2 separate regions of the Mus musculus genome follow, and region 1 is linked to region 2. A link is a contact called in ENCODE Hi-C or POLR2A ChIA-PET data. All regions are on one chromosome and are shown on one strand. The core of a region is the stretch at or near the end of the contact, and the rest is flanking DNA. Distances in the headings are between cores, read along the strand shown. Region 1 holds the start of Mrps18c (mitochondrial ribosomal protein S18C). Region 2 holds the start of Gpat3 (glycerol-3-phosphate acyltransferase 3).

Region 1 (7,304 bases), core at 3,804-6,303, 47 kb before region 2:
ACATAGAGGAGGGTGCACACAGTATGTGGGGGACATTTGTGACATCATTGTCTAATGAGTACAAGTTAACAAAGCTACTGCAGCTTTGTTAGTCACAGCTTATAAATGGGAATCTAAGGGGGTGAGAGGGTTCAGTGCACAGGGTCATTTGTGGCCAAGCCTTGATCCTAAGGACCCGCCCAGTAAACAGAGAGAACGAAATCCCACAAGTTGTCCTGACTCACATGTGTGCCCCACACATACAAGTATACAAAAATAAACAAATGGAGAAAAAAAAGTAAAAAACTGAGTCTAAATTTGAGCAATTTACACATACTATAGTTTAAGAAAACTCACCCCAAACTTAATTTAAAGGGCTTGGATATATTGTTTTTAAAAAGAGAGGCTAGAGTGTGTACAGACTTTTAATCCTGGTAAAAGGGAGTCAGAGGCAGGTAGACTGCTGTGAATTCCAGGCCAGCCAGGGCTACAGTGAGATCCTCCACAAAACAAGGCATTGGAATAGTTATGCCTGAGTAACAGTGAGAGTGAGATCTGACGCCCTCTTCTGGTGTGTCTGAAGACAGCTCCAGTGTACTCACATAAATTAAAAAAAAAAAAAAAAAATTAAACAGAGTTAGCTCAGTAGTAAAGTGTGTACGTGATGTGCAAGGCCTTACATTTGATCTCCAGACTATAAATAAACCAAAATATTTAAAATGTAAATATTTTCCGATTGGTATCAGCCACCAGTTATGAAACTGCAGGTGTTTGTACCGAAACTCAGCTACACAGGCGTGTGCACACGTGCACTTACCCTCACATATGCAAAGCTGTTTGCTGAAGCTTTCACTTAAGACACTGAATATAACTAACAGTTGTTATAATTATTGTGCACTTGGCAAAGAATCTAACTACACTGTTCCCCGCACCCGTTAGATAGATAAGGCACTGTGTAAGCAACAAGGCCAGGGTTAAAGAGGCTGACAAAACCTGGCAGTTGAGTTCTCTCCAAAACACAATATACTAAGCACAGTGCTAGCTACTTAAACGTTGCGTTCCATTCCTGTCCTAACCGAGCACTGTTACATGCCTGTAATCTCAGTATTTGGGACATAGATGTAGAAAGAGCATTGGTTTGGGACAAGCCTGTGCTATGAGATCCTGTTTCAAAACAGGAAGGCTAGGTATGTAGTTCAGCGGCAGAGTACCTTTCATGTCATGGGTTCAACGTCAGATACCACAAACTACCTATAGACTCCAAAAGCCAAACAAAATAGGAGAGGCCTAAAATCCTACCCTCAAGGAATCCCTCTGGCAGCAGACTGAGACTCAACAAAGCAGCCAGTGGAAGGGCAGAGGGAAGAAAGTTAGCCTGTACTTAGAGTAACAAAAGGTTCTTTGAGTATTATTGAGACAGGGTCTCATGTAGCCCAGGCTGGCCTTGAACTTGCTATGTAGCTGAGAATGACCTTGAAGTCCTGATCGTCTGACCTCCACCTCCTGAGGGCAAGGACTGTGGGGCTGCACACTACCCAGCACAAGACTGTTTGCTCACAAGCCATGTGCCTCACAATTTAGAATTTCTTGGATTTTGTGTTTATGCGGACAGTACATGTCTAGTCCCAGAGGTCTGAAGAGGGACTCAGATTCCCCTGGAGCTGGAGTTACAGATGCCGTAAGCCACCGTGTGGGTGCTGGGAACCAGATAGTCCTAAGTCCTTAGTTGCTGAGACATCTAGAATGTCTAGATTCTTACTGGCTGAAGGTAGTCTTTTGTTTCCTATCTTTCTACTTCAACCTGACTGTCTCCTGACAATCCACGTCTTCAAATACTTCAAAAGTTCTCCCAAGGAAGCTTCCAGTGACGGCTGATGGACTGATCTCCTAGTATGGCAGCTGCTGTGCCCTTGTTTACCATGGTCTATCTGAAATATATGCAAGGACACGGGGCTTTTGAAAAACATCACATAATTATTATTACTGCTGTCTTCTTAAAAAAATTATTTTTGTCTTATGTGCACTGGTGTTCTTCTTGCTTGTATGTGTGAGAGATGGTGTCAGATCTCCTGGAACTGGAGTCACAGGCAGTTGTGAGCTGCCGTGTAGGTTCTGGGAACTGAACCCTGGTCCTTTGGAAGAGCAGCCAGTGCTCGTAACGACTAAGCCAACTCTCCAGCCCCTACTGTAGTCTTTTCTGCACTTACATCTTAGCTGTCTTTAAATGCATTTTAATTTTAACTGCTATTACCAACTTCTTTCACTTAAGATTCTGAGCATTCAAAGGAATTGCCACAACTCTAAATGCCAAAGAAACAATAAAAACGAATCAGAGGAAGGTCAGAAGCAGAGTGTGAAGGGGTTGAAAACGGTAGGACACGTAGCTGCTCTGGACGCATGTCAGTGCTCAAGCTCCTTAGTCTTAGTCACTTACACAAGGGCACAGGAGTGAATGGACTGAAGACAAAGCCAGATACCTACCCTGAGAAGGACAATACACAAGGAAGGAAAGAAGTCCACGAGAGGGATGCAGGGTTAACGCAACTGATACTCTTGCTCATTCGAGATCAGAGACGGAACCAGGGAATCACCTGCTTCCACTGATTTGGTTTAATACTCTAATACTATTTGAACTATAAATTTGGTTTCCTTTTTATACAAAGCATTACCATATAGCTTTTTGATTCCTTTCAATTGAACGTAAAGATCTCTCACTTTGCTGGGTAGCGAATAAAAAGGACCAAGATCATCTGACGGTGACTCAATGGCTTTCTTGGCGACGCTGATCTCCTCAGACAGGAGCGCCTCTCTGAGGTGTTTACTCCTGGGAAATGCTGGGGTCTGGGCCCTGGCATTCCCAGCCATGGTACTTTTCAGATGGTCTTTCAGACTTTTTCTCCTGCTTGACTCTGAAGCAGCTCTGACGTTAGAGAAGTCATTATTTGGCTCGGGTTGCTCTGTGTGGCTGGAGACCAACTCTTCATGTGATGACTTCTGTGGGTCCCCATTTGTCTTCTTAGTGCACGGATCGCCCAAAGCTTCTGGTGAGTTCTGCGGATTTTCAAAGTATAAAATTTGAGAAGAAGGCACATCAAACGAAAGATCGCTTCCAGGTTCTGGTTCAGCAGGGACATCTAGGTGACTCTGCTTCTGGCCGTGCTCACTAGTTTCCGGGTCAGTGAGGTTGATTACAGTAGTAACTCTGAGGTTGTTTTTGAGGCCTGCTGAACAAAGGTCTTTGGTGCCAGAGTCTGCATCACGGTCCCCACATTCAGGCAGTTGCATATATCTCTGTTCCAGGTCATCAACGTGAGCTAAGAAGGAACTTTCTGTAAAGCTGTCATAGTCACCAAACATGTCCTCTTCGCTGTCATTTTCCTGTAAGGAAACAAAGATACATACATGAATTCCATCCTCATTTTAAAAAAACAAATGTCCCAGCAAAGGACTATCCCAATGATATCACTATATGCAAATTATCCTCTGAATACATATTATCATCACCAAACAAAAGAAACAAGTCCAGAGAGTTGCTCTGACTTGCCTAAACAGTACTGCTGGCTTATTATGGGATATCAGGATGCTAAGAAACATTTTTTTAAAAGTCAGAACAGGATCTCACCTTACTGAGGCTACACACTCCTGATCCTCCTGCCTGTTTCCTGAATGCCTCACCATGCCTGGTTTTAGGAGGTGTTGGGATCAAACCCAGGGTGTTGGGCATTCTAAGCAAACATTCTGTCAACTCAGATACATCCCCCAAGGGGTGATACTGGAATTCTAAATTATTTATTCTGGTGCTGCCATGTGAGCCCAGGGCCTGCCCCAGGCTCCGCTGCTGAACCTAACCGCCCAGTCTTTGGCATTTTAATTCTTAAACCTATGCTAAAGCACTTAAGAATGAAAGAACAGTAACTCTCTCCAAGATTCAATAGATGCTTCTGATAACTGTGGTAATTCCGGCCCAGGCACTAACGTAGAAGCTGGTCTGCTACAAAATCATGATTGTGCCATTAGACACTACAATGTTCCACTAGACACTACAATGAAATTCTGTTCTGAACTTGGAATTGAGACAGTCATGTGCACACTCATGTATGGTGGCTTACAGAACAGAGATGTAAACTGGGAGGTGATAATTATTTATTGAGTCACAACTTTAGTCTCTCAACTTCCCTGGACTCACTTACCGTTGTAAAAGTCTACATAATATGGCTAGTTTAATAACGTAACTAGCAATTAATGGGTCATCAATAAAAATGTTTTATCAGTAAAGTAGAGCCGAGCCATTTGGAAGGCTAGCTTTCTCTCTGTCAAGCCAGTTAATTGCCCCGTGAATACTTTTTATGACAGGGGATGGAAGGAGCATGTAGGTTTGACATCTACCTAGAAGTCGGGGGTTTAAGCAGTGTCTCCCAAGTGATGGAGATAAAAGGATAACAAAGGTGAGAGAGCGAGCTAAGGCTACTCATGATGTGCACCTGGGAAGAAGGCGGTTTCACCTCCCGCGCAGCCGTGCCCGGGGCGGGACACGCGGTTGCCACCGCAGCCCCTGGGATGACAGGACCGGGCGAGTCAACGGGGATGCGGGGACTCAGCAGGGCTGTACCTGGGCGTGCTCCGGGCTCCCGGTTTTCCGGCGGCGGCTCCCGGCTGCAGCTTCGTCCTCCGTGTCCTCGGCAGGCTGGAGCTCGGCCGGGGTCGGGGAGGCACGGAGGTTCTCCAGGTTGCCGCGGTTCCTTTTGCGGACAGACACCCGCCGGCGGATGCGGGGACAGCCGTCCTCCATGACAACGGCCCAGAGTCCCTGCGACAGCCGCCCTGGGTGCAGCCCGGAGCCGGTGGCGCCGTTCTGGAGACAGCAGGTGACCCAGCATCAGCTTTCCATCCCTCAGCAGCGCAGCCCCGGGTCACGTGACTTCCGGCCCGGGAAGCGCGGGAAGATAAAGGTGCAGTGCATTGAAACCCGGGCCGCGTTCGCGCCGGAACCTTTGCGTCGAATCCCGGGCAGACAGGGGAAGAGCACCAGAAAGGACCTGTCGGGGCGCTTAGGGAAATAGAAAGGAAGAGGAAGGGCGGAGAACCATGGCCGCTCTGGTTGCTCTGTGCAGTGGTATAGGGAGGAAGAATTTGACAACCGCGGCTGGCTGCTTCACGGATCGCGGAACTCAAGCAGGTAAAACGTCCGGCATAGCATTATAGCCGCTGATTGTCGGTGGGGTCCTCGCCGTTAGCAAAATGACTATTTCAATAGAACTAGGTTTGAGATAAGTGGGAGGCTCGAGTCATCGTAGACTAGTTTCCTAGAGCTGAAGAGGACTTTGAGGTGTAGTCAACCACTTTACCCCGTTACTTATTCACTTTACAAAAACCTATCGCCCCGACTCCTCAATAAGACTTTCTGGACACTTGTTGGCTGTGGTTCTCTTGCATCTGTTTCCATCCGCTGCTTGGACGAAGCCTCTCAGGAAACAGTTATGCTATCTAGGCTCCTGTCTCCAAGGTGTAGTCAACTCTTTTTTTGTTTGTTTGTTTTATGCTTCTTTGTCAATGTCTTGAATCTTTTTATTTCTCCTTTGGAATGACAGTACCATTCTGTTGTTTCTGTACATATTTGAATTTCAATCCGTAACTGTAGAAATGAGAAAGAATTTATAGGAGAGGAAGTATATATGTCCTTTATCCAAAGCCTTTGGAACCGCTCATTTTGAGTCCTATTATGTCCCAAATCTAACAGGTTGCTAACTAATCATTGAAAAGAATGTTTGATATTGTGCCCTTTGATTATCTAGCATCTTTAAAAACGTAAATCTTGGTTAGATATGCAGCGAATGAAAACAATTGTGTTGTCGCCATTTTCTCTTTAGTTTCTGTGATTTGGAGACGATGTTTTTCACAGTTTGAACAGGTAACCAGCAATGAGGACCTGGTAAGATTTCGTTTTCTTTTTTTAAAGAAGACATTATTTTATTATTTGTATGTATGTGGGGGAGGGGAGTTGTGGAAGCCAGAAGAGGGCATTGGATTCTCCTGGAGCTGGAACGAGGTGGTCGTGAGCCACTGGGTGTGGGTGCTGGGATTCAAACCCTGTACTTAGTAACATTAGGGAGTACTTTTAACCACTGACACCTATCCAGCCCCAGGTCCCCCTCCCCCCATATTACTAATTCATTTCCAAATTCAGCCTAATTTTTAATATTTGGAATTCAATTATAGGACAAAATAATGGTTATCTTTTATTGACTATAGTCACTTGTGTTTTGTAGAGAATTCCTAGATTCAGTCTGTAATGTATTCTTCTTCATAGATATTAAATATAAGGATACATGATTTGAGAATATCTAAATATAGCTTCGGTGGGTAGGATAATTGTAGGTAATAGAAACCTGACAGGCTACCTTGATAAAAGATCCAAATTCAAGTTTTACAGTAAGACATTCAACTAGTTGCTTCTTAACTATAGGTGTATTTTTATGGGTTTCAAGTGTGAACAGGGATGTGGGAGCCTAATCACAGCACACGAGAATTTAGCTGGAGCTGAGAAGGAATACAGCTTATATTCAAGGCAAGCTAGATATGGTGGTATACACGTACTGTGACAGCACTTAGGAAGCTCTGAGGCAAGAGGAGCTTGTGAGTTGGATACATCCTGGACTACAACAAAACCAATCACTGTTGTGTCTTTTGGCTAAAATCAAGTGTAAAAACCCAAAATCTTAAAAGATTATGTTAGATACCAAAGCAGTTGTCTAAACACATGCGACTCCACCTTAGTCATCTAATTCATGCATCATACTTTAAAATAAAGGAAATTTACATTTCCTTTTTTAGGTCATGTGACTAATGAAAATTCTGTTTCTTTCCCACAGAAAAATTCGGTCACCCAGTCATACTCCTTTATCACAATTAAGGAAAACTATAGATATCAAAGCCATTTCTAAATTAAGACCCTGTGCCAGAATGCGTTGGTACAACATGTAATTAAAGCATTTGGGAGGCCGGCGTAGAAGGATGGGGAGTTTGAGATCACCATGTGCTACATGGAGAGTTGTAGGACAGCGGAGCTACATAGTGAGACCCTATTTCAAGAAACACAAGAAAGAAACACACACATACTCATTCAAAAAAACAGAAAACAGGGACATAGAAAAGGGATTGTGGGGCTGGTGAGATGGCTCAGTGGGTAAGCGTACCCGACTGCTCTTCCAAAGGTCCGGAGTTCAAATCCCAGCAACCACATGGTGGCTCACAACCATTCGTAACGAGATCTGACGCCCTCTTCTGGAGTGTCTGAAGACAGCTACAGTGTACTTACATATAATAAA
Region 2 (7,323 bases), core at 3,406-5,905:
TGGATCCAATGAGCCCTTAAACACACAGTGGTTGTTTTTTTTTTTTTTTTTTTTTTTCCAATTCTAGAATGCTCAAGTGCTGTAGTCATATTCAGCAACTGTTATGATCTGCGTTGGCTCCTTGACATGTGGCATGAGAGATAGGCTTGTATATGGCCACAGAGAGGAGCTTTGCATTCTGATCTTCAGAAGAGTCCCTGTATGAACAGGAGTCAGGAACCTGGAGGGGGGGCTGGAGGGAGCACACAAGAAAAGTCTGTTTGTAATGCGTTCGAGTTAATACAGACCGTGGAATGTGGGGAACTCAAGATGCTGTCTCTCCAAATTAGGATGCTTGAGGAACTAAACTGGGTGTTTGGGGCCAGGTCTATAATCCTAGTTTGAAACTAGGATTAGGAGTTCAAGTCTAGCCTTGACTAGTTAGTAGGGTTGCTTTCACTCACTGGGTGTCATTGTCATCTCAGAGGCTTACTGCTGAATAAGCTCACTTTTTCAATAAGTTCTTTCTCAACTCTGGCTGGCTGGTTCAACTCAGCTATTCTGGCTCAAAACTGCACTCCAGCTGACTGATTCAAAGTGGCTTCTCTTGGCTTCTCACTGAATTGTTCTGCTTGGGAAAACTGCCTCTGAATTCCATGAACTGAAGGGAACTGACTTCACTGATGACACAAACTCAACTGAACTGCCCTCCTCCACGACTCCTTCTCCACTGCTCCTAAGTCACCTCCCTTTCCTGTTGGTTCTACTGAGAGCTGGGTGTATCCTATTTCTGACTCATTCTAAAATCTTTCTCTGATTTGTCACTTTGTCTGTCCCTCAATTAGACATTACTTCCAAAATGGCTGTTTCCTTCTACAAGCTAACTTTACCTTCATTGTGTGGGATTAAAGGTGTGTACTAAGGGCATGTCTGTGTTCCAGCCAGAGGGATAAAAGATGTGCCCTTCCAGTTGGTTCACACAGACCTAGAAGGTCTTTAGATGTGATTGCTTGCCAGAGCAGCCATGTTGCTGGATTACAATTCCTCCACACTGGCTATAGGAGACCTTGTCTCGAAAAAACAAAACAAAAACAAACAAAGAAGACAACAACTCTTGTGCGCATCCGACTTGCCAGCAAGTAGACGTCACAACAGGATCCTTCTGCAACATGTTTATTGGGAGAGCATGGACTGCGTAGGCAAAAGACCCCAAGTCCAGAACTGGTGCTGCTTATATAGGCCTAGGAGAGGCGTGTCTCACACCCAGATTGGTTATTCATGGGTTATGCTTACTACCTCATTTGCATGTCTCACATCTGATTGGTTAACATGTCTCTCATCTGATTGGTTAATATGTCTCTCATTTGATTGGTTAATTCTCAAAACCTCATCTTGGCAAAAAACTTTACTGCCTATGTATGTGTGGTGGCCAGAGGTAGCCAGCACCACCCTGCAACGGCACATGTGGCTTCCCACAAACAACAACAACAAAAACCTTAGGAACTGAGTGTGATGGTGAATGCCTTTAATCCCAAGCCTCTGAAGGCAGAGGTAAGTTGATCTCTGTGTTCAAGGAAAGCCTGATATACATAGCAATTTCCAGGACAGTCAGAGCTATAGACAGCCCCTGTCTAAAAACAAAACAAAATAAAAAGACAAATCTCAAAGCAAACAAGAAAAGACCAATGAGAGAAAGAGAGAGAGAGAGAGAGAGGATAAAAAGTGACTTTTCTTTTCCTCTCTAATCTTAGGGCTACAGCTCATGATAGAGCCTTGGCTTAGCATGTGCAAGGCCTTGGTGTTGTTAGTATTGCAACAACCAACCAACCAACCAACCAACCAGGAAGAGCGCTGCTATGTGATTTTATTTGAACCCAGGGCCTTGCGCATGAGCTCTCCTAGTAAGGAGCATTCTCAGGCTGCCTCCCCTCTTCCCTCCCTTCCTTCCCTCCCTCCTCTTCCTAGGCAGGGACTAGATATATAGACTTGTTTCCATATCTGCTACATCTGACTACCCCTCCCTGCCATGGAACACATAGGGTGGACTACTGTCTGTCATTGGGCTTAGGGAAAACAAACAAACAAACGAACAAACAAACCCAAAAGTGGGGAAAAAAAAAAAACGGGCAGTGGTGGCGCACACCTGTAATCCCAGCACTTGGGAGGCAGAGGCAGGTGGATTTCTGAGTTCAAGACCAGCCTGGTCTACAGAGTGAGTTCCAGGACAGCTGGACTGTGCAGAGAAACCCTGTCTCAAAAACAACAACAACAAAAACAAAAAACAAAAAAAATGGAGCTCTTATCCTTCAGTTGAACATCTGACCCAAAGTACTGCACGTGTAGGAAGAGCCTCTCTGGAACTCTATCTATCTGTATTAAAGTCAGACTGCAGAACTGAATCCACAACTGTCGTCCACCCCACCCTGAGGTCTCACAGTCTGTCCCAGAATAAAAGACTTAAGTAACAGAACCACACCAGACAGATTCCTATCTGTTCCTTGAGTTCATTCAAATACTAGAAAGATGCCCAGTATGTGAACAGGGACAGAGACTAGAGTCACAGAAACCACAGAACTCTTGGAACATCAGCAGCTGGAAGAGGAAGGATTCTCCCTAGAGCTCTTGCGGGCAGCCTGACTATGTATTACAGCATCTTAGTTTCAGACTTCTGGCTTCCATAAAGGTGGAAGCTCCAAGTGTGATCTGTTAAGGCAGGGGAGTCCTCACTGCAGGAAGGGGTTTCTGAGGAGGTAAAGTGCTGAACCTCTGCTTTTCTAAGGTTGCCAAGGTGAGCCTGTGTCTTTTAGGAGGCTTTGTGACATTGCTGGGGTGTGTGGGGGTGGGTAAGACATTCCTAAACAAAGCCCCAAACCAAAGCGTTCACACCTTTGATTATGAACAACAAGCCTTCCTGGGCACTGGGGTGTTTGTGTGCTGAGCAGAAACAGGGGGCCTCCTGTTTGTTTCCTCTGCAGGGTGAACAAGGGAGCAGCCCTTAGTCACTTCAGCTGGAGGGAATAATAGAGGTTAAATATTTTATTGGAACATTAACTGAGCTAATAAACCCTAGCTTGTGGCCTAACTATATAAACCACACATGCGCTCAGAGATATGTTGGCCAGCTTCCAGTTTCCTTCTGCACATACATAGAGGTTTATTTGATTTTTAGATGGTGTCTAAGAAAGCCCATGCTGGACTTGAACTCCTGATCCTCTTGTTTCTATTTCTTAAGCGCTGGGGTTACAGGTTTTCCACATAATGCCTGGTAGATGCTTTTCAAAAAATAATTTTTGTTACGTTTTATTTATTTTGTGTGTGTGGGGAGGCATGCCACCGAGCACAGGTGGGCAGGAGATAAATTGGTTCTCCCCTTATACGGGGGGGGGGGGGGGGGGTAGTGGTGGTGTCCAAAGATTGACGGGTCATCCTAGCTGACTGGCATCAGGCAACTTTGTTGATGAGCCACCTCAATGACCCCAGAAGCTGTTTTGAGAGTAAGCTCCGTTTCCTTCATAACTTCATTGTCCTCCCCTTCCCCCTTCTTAGTGGGAAAAGTGTCTTACACCTACCTGGCAGGAGGCTCAGAGAACAAACTTGTACAGTCTTTAAGGCCGGCTTCCTTCTTCCTCCACCCCTTCTGGAGGTGAGGGCAGCTTTCTCTGCAATATTTGCTGTAAATACTTTCAGTTCATTTTGCTAGCTCTCTCACTTTTTCCAGCTCCCAAACTGACTCCCGACTGTCAACAGTAAGAGTTTGGTCCTTCTAAGAATTGAGGGCCGACTCGGTGATGGTTTGGATCCTAGTCAGTCGCTTTGCAAACTGCTGCTCTCAATATCTTTTCTCACGCTTATTGTTAAAACTGGTTGTCCTGCAGTGGAATACGCGTGCAGGATTTTCCCTTCTTCGTTCTAGTAAGGCCGTTCATCACAGCGGCGTGGGACGTGGACCCCTGAGAAACTCTTAGCCAGTTAGGTGAAGGTTAGTATTTGCGCAGCGTTTTCTGCAGTCGGTGTAGGCGGATGCTAGGGAAGCTTAGACTGGAATCTCCTCCAGGGAGGGGAGTGACAAACAGCCTCTAGGGTGTCCTGTCCTCCCCTCCCCCTCGCCCGCTCACCGGTCCGCCTGCCCTTTTAAAGCAAGGTCTATAAAGGATCTACCTATTTAGTCTTAAGCTGACTGTTGGAACTCAAAACAGCCCAGACCCATCTCCTCGGAATTCTCCAGTCGCAGATTCCCGAGCGTAAGTGCTGGAATTCCAGTCTTCTGCGACACAACCGCTTGGAATTTCTGGGTCTATTTTGTGGCTAGAGAGGTGGTGGCAGAGTGGCTAAGGCGACTTGTGGAGAGAGAGAAAGCGGGCGAGCTTTCTTTCCCTGACTGCAGCTAGGAAGGAGGTAAGAGAGAGCCACGAGCCACGGTGCGCGACTGCCTCACCCTTGTTCAGTAGTTTCCTCCTCCCGAAAGCCCTTCCCAGGAGGTCGTGTTGCAGGCTCACAAACAAGATCTTCCGCAGCGATCGGGGACGTCAGCGGTCCGTTCTGTGGGTGAAGATGGAAAGTCTGCTACCGAAAGAACCTTTGCTGGGAGTGCGGGGGGGCGGGGCGGAGGGCGGCGGCTCTCTAGGCAGCAGCGCCCGGGAGACGCGGTCATGCCCCGGAGCTCCCTGTTGGGTGGCGATGGGGGTGGGGCAAGGGTAGAGTGTAGAAAAAGGGAGCCCGGCGCCCGAAAGCCACTGGCTACCCGCATAGCCCGCAGCCCACGCCGAGGTGCAGGGAACCTGCGGGGATCCTCGCTGCCGGAGGGCCTCGGTGAGTCACCGCGGGGTTGTCGCAATCGTTACCCGGAGGAAATCAGGCCCGGGGTGGGGCGCGTTCCTGGCTGCCTCCATGCACTCTGACTGCACTAGGGTGTCCCGTAGGTCACCCAGCTGGGTCTTCTCGCCAGAGACACTCAGGTCTGAGCCGGCTGCCGTGGCTACAGCTTGGCCTGGGCCTCCAGTAGAGAGTGAGCTTGCGGGGCCAACCGGGACCCAAGGGGAGGAAGCAAGGAGATCGCAGTAGTTCTGAGAGTTCTCGCCTTCCCTTTCCTCTTCGCTCCGCAGAGCTGAAGGGAACGAGGCGGGCGGCAAAGACTCCTCAGAGCCCGGCTCCGGGCTGGACGCTGTGTTTTCCGAACTGCGGCTGGACTGCCTGGGACTCTGACACCTACCGCTCTCGGCTTTCCTGGGGACCTCTTCCTGAGGGCGTGCTGAGACATGGAGGGCGCAGACCTGGCGGTGAAGCTCCTGTCCACCTGGCTGACGCTGGTGGGCGGCCTCATCCTTTTACCCTCGGCCTTCGGATTATCCCTGGGTATCTCGGAGATCTACATGAAGATCCTGGTGAAAACCTTGGAGGTGAGTGCAGGAAAGGATGTGGAGCTCCCGCTGCTCTGAGGACTTCGGATCTTGGAGTGGCAGGGGTTGAGCTTTGAACTGTGAAAGCAATTTGGGCAAGGGGGTCAGTCAGTGGTGGGAGGTCGGGGTGGAGATGGAACGGGGACCCGAGAGAATATTTCAGTTTCTGGTCTGCTGTAGTGAGAAAGACAGCCTGATACCAGTCAAGAACAGTAGCCCACCTCACAAGAATCCCTCTATCTGTATTTCTTCTTCACTACTATTTTTTTTTTTTTTTTTTTTTTTTTCTTACTAGATTAACCCCAGGACAGCCGTTTGCTGTATCAGCAGGTTTATTACCCACTATGCCTCTCGGGCTGTCACTTCACTCTTGAGTTTTTACAGCCCCAGGTTTCAGAGGTCCTTTTGTGACTACAGAGGCATCCTGTTCCACTTGGTGCCCAATATAAGACACCAAATGGCTGGGTGGCAGAGAAGAATCTGATTTTTTTTTTTTTTTTTTTTTTTTTTTTTTTTTTTTTTGGTTTTTCTGGACAGGGTTTCTCTGTGTAGCCCTGGTTGTCCTGGAACTCACTCTGTAGACCAGGCTGGTCTCGAACTCAGAAATCTGCCTGCCTCTCTGCCTCCCGAGCCTCCCGAGTGCCCGGCTGAAGAATCAGATTTTATTTTAATGTAGTCACGGGGATTTTTATCTAATCAGGTGCACTGGAATACTATCCCAAAGGTTTCTGGTCCTGGGTTTGTTTGCAGATTTCAAGGACAAAGGTGTTAGATCCAACTGAGTGGAGGGACAGGAGGGACGACATCAGCATAAGCTTATACACTCTTTTTTAGTAAAATTTAGAAGGCCACTCCAGGCCGGGAGGCAAGTGATGTGAGAATCGGAGTTCAGACGTTTGCTTGAGTTAAGTGTGACAACAGTGAATGCAGAGGCTCTGTAGGCTGTACAGCTTTGCATTGGTTTGGTACCCAAATCTCATCCCTGTTTCTCTGTATCTGATCTAGCAAGGTCATCTGATCCCTGTACCTTATAGTATTCGCCCTCAAAAGAGGGGAAACAATGCCTATTTGCATATAGATTTTGTTTTGGTTTTGAGACAGGATCTCACTCTTGGTGCCCTGGCTGGCTTTGAAGTTCTTGACAATCCACCTTCTGTTTTCTGGTGTTACAGAGTGGGACCGTCAGACTTAGCTTTCCACGTAGTTTTTAGGAGTGCGAACACATCAGTGCATTGAGTCCGTAGGAGGGCACTCGTGCATGGTGGGTGCCTTGTGTCTTTATGATTAAATGACGGGGTACGATTGCTTAGATTCTGCTGCCTTCGGTTTCTCCTGATTCTTTATTACCATCTGTAGCTGTGCACTTTTTTGACCTGTACTTTCTGCCCTCCCGTAGGACTTGGCTCTGTCCCTTGCTTTTAGCACTGGAGTGGCTCCTAGATGCACATCTCTACCTCTGCTGCTTGCTAATGCTTTCCCTTAGGCCTTTGCTGGACTTTCTCTTTGCTGGCCACTTTGTGAGTCCTTAAAATGGTTAGATTCTTTTATCTGCCCCACTCTCTCTTCCAAAATGGCATCTCACTTCTTAGCTCACACTTGCTGGCCTTGAACTTGGCTCTTGCTGCTTCAGGTTCCCAAGCACTGAGTGATGTGTGCCACCTTGTTAGCTAGCCTTCAAGGTTTTAACTTTTTTTTTTTCTCTTCTCTCTTCTTATTGCCATTACACAGTGTTGTAGTCACACTATGCTGCGGATTTTAGTTTCCTCCCTACTGGCCGTTCTTCAGAATGCTAACTCCACATACAGCAGTGATCCTCTTCAGCACTGCCTCCTGAAATGACCTAGCTGGTTTCTTGGGCAGCAGTGTCCTTTGGAGAACCAGATAAGGGGAATCACAGGCACATGCTGGCTTCCAGGTGCTCATTACTGCCTCGCTTTAATCTCCAAGG

Evidence for each region. A loop is a pair of places that touch in the nucleus more often than their neighbours do. ChIA-PET counts read pairs that join two places held with the same protein, here RNA polymerase II (POLR2A).
Region 1: a loop to region 2 is called in a map of heart, with 5 times the contacts of the local background. The contact joins the promoter of Mrps18c here to the promoter of Gpat3 in region 2. A Hi-C loop is called at or near these places in 2 of 37 maps with a recorded cell type or tissue (heart and left cerebral cortex). POLR2A ChIA-PET finds 5 or more read pairs at or near these places in 2 of 5 experiments (Patski and embryonic stem cell).

Annotation. Positions count from the first base shown.
Region 1 is chr5:100,793,706-100,801,009 of GRCm38, forward strand. It overlaps Mrps18c (mitochondrial ribosomal protein S18C), which reads left to right and starts at 5,054. Exons shown (of 6, transcript NM_026826.1): 1 at 5,054-5,155; 2 at 5,847-5,908. The coding sequence starts at 5,065. It overlaps Helq (helicase, POLQ-like), which reads right to left and starts at 4,895. Exons shown (of 18, transcript NM_001081107.1): 1 at 4,589-4,895; 2 at 2,649-3,357. The coding sequence starts at 4,768.
Region 2 is chr5:100,841,574-100,848,896 of GRCm38, forward strand. It overlaps Gpat3 (glycerol-3-phosphate acyltransferase 3), which reads left to right and starts at 4,656. Exons shown (of 13, transcript NM_172715.3): 1 at 4,656-4,788; 2 at 5,082-5,375. The coding sequence starts at 5,235. It overlaps Gm46917 (a long non-coding RNA gene), which reads left to right and starts at 5,986. Exons shown (of 2, transcript XR_001784903.1): 1 at 5,986-6,636; 2 at 7,104-7,323. It also overlaps a transcript of Abraxas1 not described here.